Linked DNA regions of Homo sapiens: all the other regions are linked to region 3. The links are chromatin contacts, found by Hi-C or POLR2A ChIA-PET in ENCODE. All regions are on one chromosome and are shown on one strand. Each heading gives the region's core, a stretch centred on a gene start or an enhancer-like site at or near the end of the contact. The rest is flanking DNA. Distances are from core to core; before and after follow the strand shown. Region 1 holds the start of INPP5E (inositol polyphosphate-5-phosphatase E). Region 2 holds the start of DNLZ (DNL-type zinc finger). Region 3 holds the start of SAPCD2 (suppressor APC domain containing 2).

What was found. Hi-C counts contacts between places; a loop is a spot of excess contacts on that map. ChIA-PET counts read pairs that join two places held with the same protein, here RNA polymerase II (POLR2A). Pooled maps may share reads with other maps.
Region 1: a loop to region 3 is called in a pooled map, with 5 times the contacts of the local background. The contact joins the promoter of INPP5E here to the promoter of SAPCD2 in region 3. A Hi-C loop is called at or near these places in 5 of 50 pooled maps. POLR2A ChIA-PET finds 5 or more read pairs at or near these places in 2 of 52 experiments (activated B cell and activated CD4-positive, alpha-beta T cell).
Region 2: a pooled map shows a loop between it and region 3 (6-fold over the local background). The contact joins the promoter of DNLZ here to the promoter of SAPCD2 in region 3. A Hi-C loop is called at or near these places in 1 of 37 single-sample maps with no recorded cell type and 8 of 50 pooled maps. POLR2A ChIA-PET finds 5 or more read pairs at or near these places in 2 of 52 experiments (HEK293 and MCF 10A).

Annotation. Positions count from the first base shown.
Region 1 is chr9:136,438,250-136,441,107 of GRCh38, reverse strand. It overlaps INPP5E (inositol polyphosphate-5-phosphatase E), which reads left to right and starts at 1,263. Exons shown (of 10, transcript NM_019892.6): 1 at 1,263-2,500. The coding sequence starts at 1,689. SEC16A (SEC16 homolog A, endoplasmic reticulum export factor) reads left to right here. Exons shown (of 32, transcript NM_014866.2): 32 at 1-1,003. RefSeq lists silencers at 1,105-1,304, 1,355-1,534, 1,595-2,084 and enhancers at 1,157-1,790, 1,791-2,425, 2,375-2,484, 2,426-2,858.
Region 2 is chr9:136,362,448-136,365,583 of GRCh38, reverse strand. DNLZ (DNL-type zinc finger) reads left to right here and starts at 1,840. Exons shown (of 3, transcript NM_001080849.3): 1 at 1,840-2,097; 2 at 2,456-2,595. The coding sequence starts at 1,870. CARD9 (caspase recruitment domain family member 9) reads left to right here. Exons shown (of 13, transcript NM_052813.5): 11 at 367-443; 12 at 1,025-1,101; 13 at 1,183-1,628. The coding sequence ends at 1,282. LOC124902309 (a long non-coding RNA gene) reads right to left here and starts at 2,215. Exons shown (of 2, transcript XR_007061863.1): 1 at 2,132-2,215. RefSeq lists enhancers at 1-372, 373-1,263 and silencers at 1,475-1,574, 1,605-2,104, 2,205-2,484.
Region 3 is chr9:137,068,925-137,071,886 of GRCh38, reverse strand. It overlaps SAPCD2 (suppressor APC domain containing 2), which reads left to right and starts at 1,330. Exons shown (of 6, transcript NM_178448.4): 1 at 1,330-1,997. The coding sequence starts at 1,427. RefSeq lists an enhancer at 189-1,168 and silencers at 1,273-1,682, 1,853-1,902, 1,953-2,002.

The DNA of each region.
Region 1 (2,858 bases), core at 14-2,513, 630 kb after region 3:
TTCCAGCCTCACTTTACTTTCTGTGGCCTGATGAGGACCATGGGTGATTTTGTGTACCCAAAGCGCTGGGGACTGCCCACCGTGTGGCCCAGTCACTGGGAAGGAGCCCCAGAGAGCCGGCTGTCTGACATGATGGCTCAGGGTGGTCATCCAGGTTGAAAACTGACCGTGTGATGTTTGATTTGGGCTTCATTTCGTGTGTAGGAGCACGGTTAGACTCACTGTTAAGGAAGCTGGATGCACTTCTCTAAAAGGCTGCACTTTCCGTGAGCACTTTTCGTGGTACAATCCACATGACCCACTTTCTCCCCTGGGGGACGTTGGTTCAGAGGTTGGTAGCACTTGGGGAGAGTATCTTAACACAGTTTCTTGACAGCAGCTCTGGAACTTAGTATTTCTGCCCCGAGTTTTGCCACACTGAGACTTTGAGTAGCTCCTGGTGGACTCAACCCTGTTCAACTCAGAGACGGGCCTCCTCTCACTGATGCAAAGCTTTAAGGCTTCTCTGACTGTTCTGAAACTCTTCGTATTCTTGTCAAGTCTAAAGAGACTGAAGAAAAGATTTAAATACTAATAAAAATCAGTAGATAATTTCTGTAGGTTCTGCTGGAGGAATACAAACTGTTTGGTGTTTTAAATTTAAGTGTAGAAATTGTAGAATGTGGAATTAGCACAGATCCTTCCTGGCTTTCTGTTTCACTTGATCATTTAGCCCAGACCACCCAGGATGTTTTCCAAAATGTTCCACAGGCGTGTCCCGCTGGATCCATTTGTCCTTGTCACTTGGAGAAAGGCCAGTCCCTGTGACGGGGCAGCCCTCTCTGTCCCTCGGTCAGCTCGTGTGAATCCTGGGACCTCTTCCGGTCGGCTCTGCCCGCTGTTCTGGGGTCGACTGCCACGACTTTTGATTCAAGAAGCTTCCTCCAGGCGGGAGCGGCTATTTTTCCTAAATGAGAATTGTTACATTGCAAATTGTTGAATAAAATATTTTGCGCTCCTTCAAGCACCTTCACCTGTGGTTCCCTTTGGTTTGCTGGAAGCGAGTGAGTGCAGGTGTCCGCAGGCCTCGGCGCTGTCCTGGACCGCACCCAGGTCCTCTCCGGGGACCTGCACCTGCCTCGCTGGGACCTGCCGGACTGCGGGGCTGCCGGGTTGGGAGGGGCGTGGGAGACCCGTCCGGGTCCGGTGCGGCGCAGTCCTCCGGCCGCCAGGGGCCGCTGTGGGCGGGGCCGGGGCGCGGGGCGGGGACCGGGCGCGGCCCCGCGGCGGCGGTTGCTGGGTCCCGGCCGGGCTGACTCCGCTTCTGGGCGGCCGGGCCTCCGCGAGTACCGGGTCGACTTCGGAGTCTGCGAGCCCAGCCAGGGGTGCCCGCTTCCCACCCCTCTCCCCGAGCGGCGTCCCCGTCGGGGTCGAACCTCCCCCGCGACAGGCGCCCAGCCGCCTGTTCCCCCAGGCCTTGCCTGCGGACCGCCCTGGGAACGGCGTCTGGGAGCCCCGAGGGGCTGGCGGGACTCGGGGCCCGGGCCATGCGGCAGCCGCCCCCGCCCCTCCGCGACCATCCCCGGCCCAAGCGGGAGCCGCAGCGGCGTTTCTGCTCCTCGCTGCGCCGGCGACCCCGGACCCGGCACCCGTGACCCCTCGCGCTGCCTGCGGCCTCGCGCCGAGGCCTGCCCCGGGAGAGACCGTCCATGCCGTCCAAGGCGGAGAATCTGCGGCCCTCCGAGCCGGCCCCGCAGCCGCCGGAAGGGAGGACGCTCCAAGGACAGCTTCCCGGCGCTCCGCCGGCCCAGCGCGCGGGGTCCCCACCCGATGCTCCGGGCTCCGAGAGCCCCGCGCTTGCCTGCAGCACTCCGGCCACGCCCAGCGGCGAGGACCCGCCAGCCCGAGCAGCACCCATCGCCCCGCGGCCCCCCGCCAGGCCTCGACTGGAGCGAGCCCTGTCCCTGGACGACAAGGGCTGGAGGAGGAGGCGTTTTCGAGGCAGCCAGGAGGACCTGGAAGCCCGGAATGGGACCAGTCCCTCCAGGGGCTCAGTGCAGAGCGAGGGCCCCGGGGCCCCCGCCCACAGCTGCTCCCCGCCCTGCCTGAGCACCTCCTTGCAGGAAATCCCCAAGTCCCGCGGGGTCCTGAGCAGTGAGAGAGGGAGCCCGTCCTCGGGGGGTAACCCTCTCTCTGGGGTGGCCAGCAGCTCCCCGAACCTCCCGCACAGAGACGCCGCCGTGGCGGGGAGCTCGCCCAGGCTGCCCAGCCTGCTGCCCCCGCGCCCACCGCCTGCCCTGAGCCTGGACATCGCCTCCGACTCCCTGAGGACAGCAAACAAGGTCGACTCGGATCTTGCAGACTACAAGCTCCGCGCGCAGCCGCTCCTGGTGCGGGCCCACAGCAGCCTGGGCCCCGGCCGGCCGCGGAGCCCCCTGGCCTGCGACGACTGTTCCCTTCGCTCGGCCAAATCCTCCTTCAGCCTCCTGGCGCCCATCCGCAGCAAGGACGTCCGCAGCAGGTAGGGAGGGCCTGGCGGGTGCAGCGCCCGCGCCGCCTTCGTTGTAGTGTTCAGGCTGCTGGAACCTCGTGAGACCGTTCCCATCAGCAGCGTTTAAGATGCCTAACCGGAAAGAACGAAGCGGGTCTCCCGCAGCCACCCCATCTCCCAGCCCCACCCCACAGCAGCGCCCTTCCCAGAACTTTTCCTGTGCGTTTCAGAACCATTCGTGGGCGTGACGTTGTGTTAAGGTAGACAGGATGGCATCCTGCATACAATTACGTATCTGGCGCTTTTTCTTGTTTAGTCTTGGGAAATGTCGTCAATGTATACGATCCGCCCCTTTGGTTGTTTTTGTTTGTTACTCTCTCTGTCGCCC
Region 2 (3,136 bases), core at 591-3,090, 710 kb after region 3:
GCCGCCATGCCCACAGATGCTTTGGAGTGATGGGGGACGGTGCTGCTCAGGCCCAGGGTTTAAGTTCCCCCGAGGTCTGGGAGGCGTTCCTCCCTGGCAGGCAGCCAGCTCGGGGGAGGGATGGTCACTGGCGGGAGCGTTGGGCCTGGGCTGGCATCTGGCGGCCTCCTGGAGCAATGAACAGGCAAGCGAGGCCATAAGGCCTCAGTCTCATCTACAGAAAGCAGAGTCTACACTGGACCCATGTGGGGATCCCACCAGGCCTTGGAAGACAGCCCCACTGCAATGCCGGGGAGGGGTGGGGCAGCCGTGCTATACGTGGCCCAGCAGATGGGCAGGTCCCACAGGCACGACTCTCCTTTCCAGGCTGCCTTGCCGGCGGGGGGAGCCCGAAACAGCCCTTTGCAGCTCTGCACCAGGAGCAGGTTTTGCGGAACCCCCATGTAAGGCTTCCCCGGGGTGGGGTCCTCCCAGCCGTGGGCCTCAGGGTGACCGATCACAGGGAGAGTGGCTCCCTGCCCTGGGCACCCCCTGCGGTGGCCCCGACGACAGCTGAGGAGTGACCACAAGGTCTCTGCCCACAGTGCTCGGGGTGCGGTGTCTGGGCTGCGAAGTGGATCCCCCTTTCTTGGGCACTGCAGCAGCTTGGGGGGCTTTTTGGACGTGGATGTGCCTGGTCCTGGTTTTCCGAGGGCCTTTACAGTGGATGAGGAGGTGAACACAGGAGTCCTGAGAGCAAGCACCACCTCGGGCTTTGTTGTAGAAACAATGGCCCGGACCCCAGGCTGGAGCCGTGGCTTGGCCTCCTGGGTGTGTCTTGGCATCTGAAATGCAGGCTACCCACACCGGCTCACCTCCAGGGGTACAGGCAGGTCCCACAGGGAGAGCTTGGCGCTGAGCTGAGGCTGTCTGGGCTCCTCGCCTCCCAACCAGTCTGCAGTTACAGGGGCCAGTGGGGGGCGGGTGAGAAGGACGGGTTCCCTCAGGGGAGCCGGCCGGAGCCCGAGCCTTCCCCCTTCTCCAGGACGCAGGCCTGAGCAGCGGGGAGCCGCCCGAGAAGGAGCGGCGGCGCCTCAAAGAGAGTTTTGAGAACTACCGCAGGTAGGCGGGCGGCCCCCAGGCTTCTCCAAAACGGGCTGGGGAGCGGCAGCCGGGTCGCGCCTGAGACACCTGTCTTCACAGGAAGCGCGCCCTCAGGAAGATGCAGAAAGGATGGCGGCAGGGGGAGGAGGACCGGGAGAACACCACGGGCAGCGACAACACCGACACTGAGGGCTCCTAGCCGCAGCAGCGCAGGCCCCGACCAGGGCACACCCACCGGCCCGGCCTCCTGCCACCCGGGGGTGCCGACGCCCTGGGGCGCAGACTTCCCCGAGCCGTCGCTGACTTGGCCTGGAACGAGGAATCTGGTGCCCTGAAAGGCCCAGCCGGACTGCCGGGCATTGGGGCCGTTTGTTAAGCGGCACTCATTTTGCGGAGGCCATGCGGGTGCTCACCACCCCCATGCACACGCCATCTGTGTAACTTCAGGATCTGTTCTGTTTCACCATGTAACACACAATACATGCATGCATTGTATTAGTGTTAGAAAACACAGCTGCGTAAATAAACAGCACGGGTGACCCGCATTCCCGCTCGGACACTCGCGCGCAGCCCCGCGGCCGTCCCTCCTCGCTGCGGCCCGCGGTGTCCTCGGGGTGCGAGCTGCACGTGGACGCAGGGCCCCCTCAGGCCGCCAGGGGGCGGCATAGCGCAGCGCGCCCCCGACCCGGAAGACGGAAGCCCAAGAACGCCGCTTCCGCCCGGCGCCCACTTCCAAGATGGCGGCGGGGCGGGGCCGGGGCAGGGCGGACGGAGCCGGCGAGCGGGATGCTGCGGACTGCGCTGCGCGGCGCGCCGAGGTTGCTGAGTCGCGTGCAGCCCCGGGCGCCCTGCCTGAGGCGGCTGTGGGGCCGCGGGGCCCGTCCAGAGGTCGCGGGGAGGCGGCGGGCCTGGGCCTGGGGCTGGCGGCGCTCAAGCTCCGAGCAGGGGCCGGGGCCCGCGGCGGCTCTGGGGCGCGTGGAGGCGGCGCACTACCAGCTCGTCTACACCTGCAAGGTAGGCGCGCGGCGGGACGGAACCGGGGACAGACCCGTATCTGACGCTACACGGCCTGCGGGGAGAAGCGGCCCGCCGGGGATCCGGGAGGCGGCGTGGTCAAGTCACAGGAAGGAGTGGAGCCACCCCTTGGGGCTTCTGGGAGGGAGCGGAGGCGGACCATGAGGAGGGGTGGAGCCGTCCCTGGGGCGGGGCCTTCCCGGGAGAGGGCGAGGTTGGGGGTGGGTGGAGCTATCCCTCGGGGGCGGGGCCTTCTCTGGAGAGGGTGAGGTGGCTGGAGCTACCCCTAGAGGGGCGGGTCTTCCCGGGAGGGGCGTGGCGGCCCTCACAGCCTCACCAGCTACCCTGTCCCAGCCAGGTCTGCGGGACTAGGTCCTCCAAGCGCATCTCCAAGCTGGCCTATCACCAAGGCGTGGTCATTGTGACCTGCCCCGGCTGCCAGAACCACCATATCATCGCTGACAACCTGGGCTGGTTCTCGGACCTGAATGGGAAGAGGTGAGGCCTGTACCCCAGGGCTGGGCCAGAAGGCCACCCAGAAGTACCCTGGCCTCCCTGGGGGAACCTTGCCCTAGTGTTGAGGTTTATAGATCTCACCTGGGAAATCCAGCCACCTTATCAATACAAGACACACAGTTAAATGAGAATTTCCTATAAAGCCCAGATAGCTTTTGAGTTTAAGTATGCCCCAAGTAGGGGGTGCGTTTTTATTTGTTAAATTTTGCCAGCCCTGTGGCCCTGCCTCCCTGCCTCTGCCTGCCCTCTGCCATCACTGGCAGCCTTGTCCCTCTCTAGCGTGGAACTTTTTTGCCCTCTGCCATCTTGGGGTGGCTGGCCCACAGCAAGGCTTGGGGTGTGGACCAGGAGGTGTGGCCTGGGCCCTGGCTGCTGGGAGAGCAGTGGAGGTGGTGCCGGGAGCCTGGTCCGGGCCTTGCCTGGCCGGGAGGTCCTGGGCAGGACAGTAACAGCGACAGCAGGTCTGAGACCAGCATGCCAGGTGCTTGGTGGTACCTGGCCCTTGGAGCTGGGACTGTCCTCC
Region 3 (2,962 bases), core at 81-2,580:
TTTTTTAAACTTTTTGTAGAAATAGGGTTGCCTTATGTTGCCCAGGCTGGTCTTGAACTCCCCAGCTCAAGTGATCCTCCCGCCTCGGCCTCGTGCTGGGTTTTTGAGCAGACCAGCCATTAAAGGGGAAGCTGGCTTACAGGACCAAGCTCTGATGGGCTGCTCCAGGCTCAGAGCTTCTTATGTCCTTCCAGCATTCCCTACGATGAAGGAGTCCCACTTAGAGTGAGTGACCCAGAAGAGAAGTGGACCCAGGATACTCCCTGGCCTGGGAAGATGCCTCTACAGCTTGAGACACAGGCACCAGTGGCTCAGGCCTGAGGACAGAGACCCAGGTAGGTATGCCAGCTGAGGCCTGCCCAGGAGGGAGGGTGGGAGACCCGCAGAGGGCCAAGGCAAGTCTCGGATTGGGGGCCTGTCTGGGGAGGGTGTTTGCACCCTGAACACCTCCCTGGAACCTAGAGGGTACTACTGGCCAGCCCTGAGATGGGCTCCCAGGGCTAGAACCCAGGCTAAGGCCTGGTCTCACCTCCCATGTGGACAGACCAAATGAAGACAGAGTGACCAGATCCCAGCTGGAAACACAGCAGAGGCAGGGGGACAGGGCTGCGGGAGCCAGGAGAGCAGCTGGAGGAGGTGTCCAGCCAGGGGAAGGAGGAGAGGAGAGCAAGAGGCAGAGGGAGCTGGTCACTAGATGGGGATCTGGGGACACAGGAGAAAGTGGCTTTGTTCTGCAGCAGGCAGGCCAGGCCAGACTGTCCCGAGGGACCAGAGGAGGAGCCAGCAGCAGTGGGGACAGAAAGGCCTCTGTGAGTGGGAAGCGCCCAGCTGGCTGGAGCCTACGATCCTCTTGGGGCCCTCCTGGTGGAAGAGAAGGGGGCCGCAGGGTCACCTGTGCTTGCGGCCAGGGAACTAGAGGGGAAAAGTGGGATCTTTGGAGGGGGTGCCCCCCCCCATTCTTACCCCACGAGGCTACCTGGAGACAGGTTTTTTTGTAGGGTGCCAGGCCCCGCCCCTTGGAGAGGTGGCCGGGGCAGCCAGCCACAGCTGGATCCGAGAAAGCGCCTGGCCGCGGCAGGAGGTTTGGTGGGGCTGGGGCGGGGCAGAAAGGAAGGTCTGCGAGGCCAGAGTGGAGCAGGAGCTGGGGGATCCGGTTCCGCCTGCCCAGGGCCTCCGCGCGCCTCCCAGGGCCACTCGGCAAGAAAAAAAAAAAAAAAATCAAACCTCCTCTCAGCCTATCAGAGAGCAGATGGGACGGGCTCGGCCAATGGCCGCGGCGCATGTTAATGAGGGCTGACGCCGCGAGGAGGGCCCCATTCAAAAGTAGTCGCTATTGTCGCCGTGGGCTGAGCTCGCCGGGCCGGCCCCTCCGTGGGGCCGCGCTGGGACGCACGCGGGTGGACGAGGGGACCGATCCCGGGCGCCCATGGCCGGGGCCGCCATGGCCGAGCGGGGCCGCGTGCCTCCCCCCGCACCCGCGCCCAGCACGGAGGGGCTGCCGCGCGCCTTCCTGCAGAGCCTGCGCACCCTGTTCGACATCCTGGACGACCGGCGGCGCGGCTGCGTGCACCTGCGCGAGATCGAGTCCCGCTGGCAGGGCACCGACGCGCGGGAGCTGCCCCGCGGGGTGCTGGAGGGCTTGCGCCAGGTGGCCCCGGCCAGCGGCTACCTGACCTTCGAGCGCTTCGTGGCCGGCCTGCGCACCTCCCTGCTGAGCGCCGACGGCGGCCCCCGGGACCCCACGCGCGCCCCGGCCCGGCCCGGGGATCAGCCGCCGCCGCCGCCGCAGCGCCTGGTGTTCGCTCCGGCCGACGAGCCGCGGACGGTCCTGGAGAGGAAGCCCCTGCCCCTGGGCGTGCGCGCCCCTCTGGCCGGTCCCAGCGCCGCCGCCCGCAGCCCGGAGCAGCTGTGCGCCCCGGCTGAGGCGGCGCCCTGCCCCGCGGAGCCCGAGCGGTCCCAGAGCGCGGCGCTGGAACCGAGCTCCAGCGCGGACGCAGGTGAGTTCCGGACGGCCCCCGGGCACCCTCGTAGCTCTCCCGGGCCCGGGCCAGAAACCGCAGTCCCACAGCTGCTGCCCGTGCATTTCCCACAAGGGACGGGACCGGGGAGCGGCTCTTCGTGGACTCCGGATCCTGGAGGGCGCCTCGGCGGGTCTGGAGGGAAAGGGCTTCATGCTTGTCGCGGTGAGCCCAGGGGCTTGCTTAGGGAGGCAAGCCAGACCCTCTCCTGCCACAGCATAAGGCCACCAGGGCCGGGGGGTGGCAGGTGACTCAGAAAACCCACCGGGAGCCCAACCTGTACCAAGCCTGAGCTTGGGCTCTCCATCTCCAATACCCTTTCCGCACCTGGGGACACCTGGGCCCTCAGCCTCCTGTCTGTGGCTGCTCAGGCAGAAGTGCTTCCTTCTCAAAGAAAGGGTCCCCCTTCTCAGTGTGACAGCTTAGCCAGGGGGGCTGGGCCCACTGACCCCACTGAGGCCTAGGCAGGCGGGGGCTGCTGCTGGTGGCCCAAGAGGACCTGGCCCTGTTGCCAAGATGGGCAGGGGCGTGGGTGGATCTCCTGCACCCCAGTGGGGCTGTACTATGGCAGATGCCATGGAGGGACATAGGCCGTAGTCCCTGGGGATGGCTGGCACACTCCTCTCCTGCCTTCCGGTCCAGTTGGCAGTGATGGGAGATTGCTGAATGGTCCCCTGTCTCCCCCAACCCAGTGCCTGCCTTGGGAACAGGACCTGTATTATGGCTGGGGTTGGGGGGCCAAGCTCCCAGAGGGGCCCCAGGCCCCACAGCCCATTCGGCCTGTGCACCCGTTCTGCCAGGGGAGGCCTGCCCACCGGTGGCTCCTGCCGGTCCCTGTGCTGCCTGCTGCTCTGCCACCCTCCCTGTACTGCTCCCCCACCTCAGCCATATTCTCCAGCCCTACAGCTGGTGTTTGGAGCCACGGCGGCCCTGGCCTCCCTGGT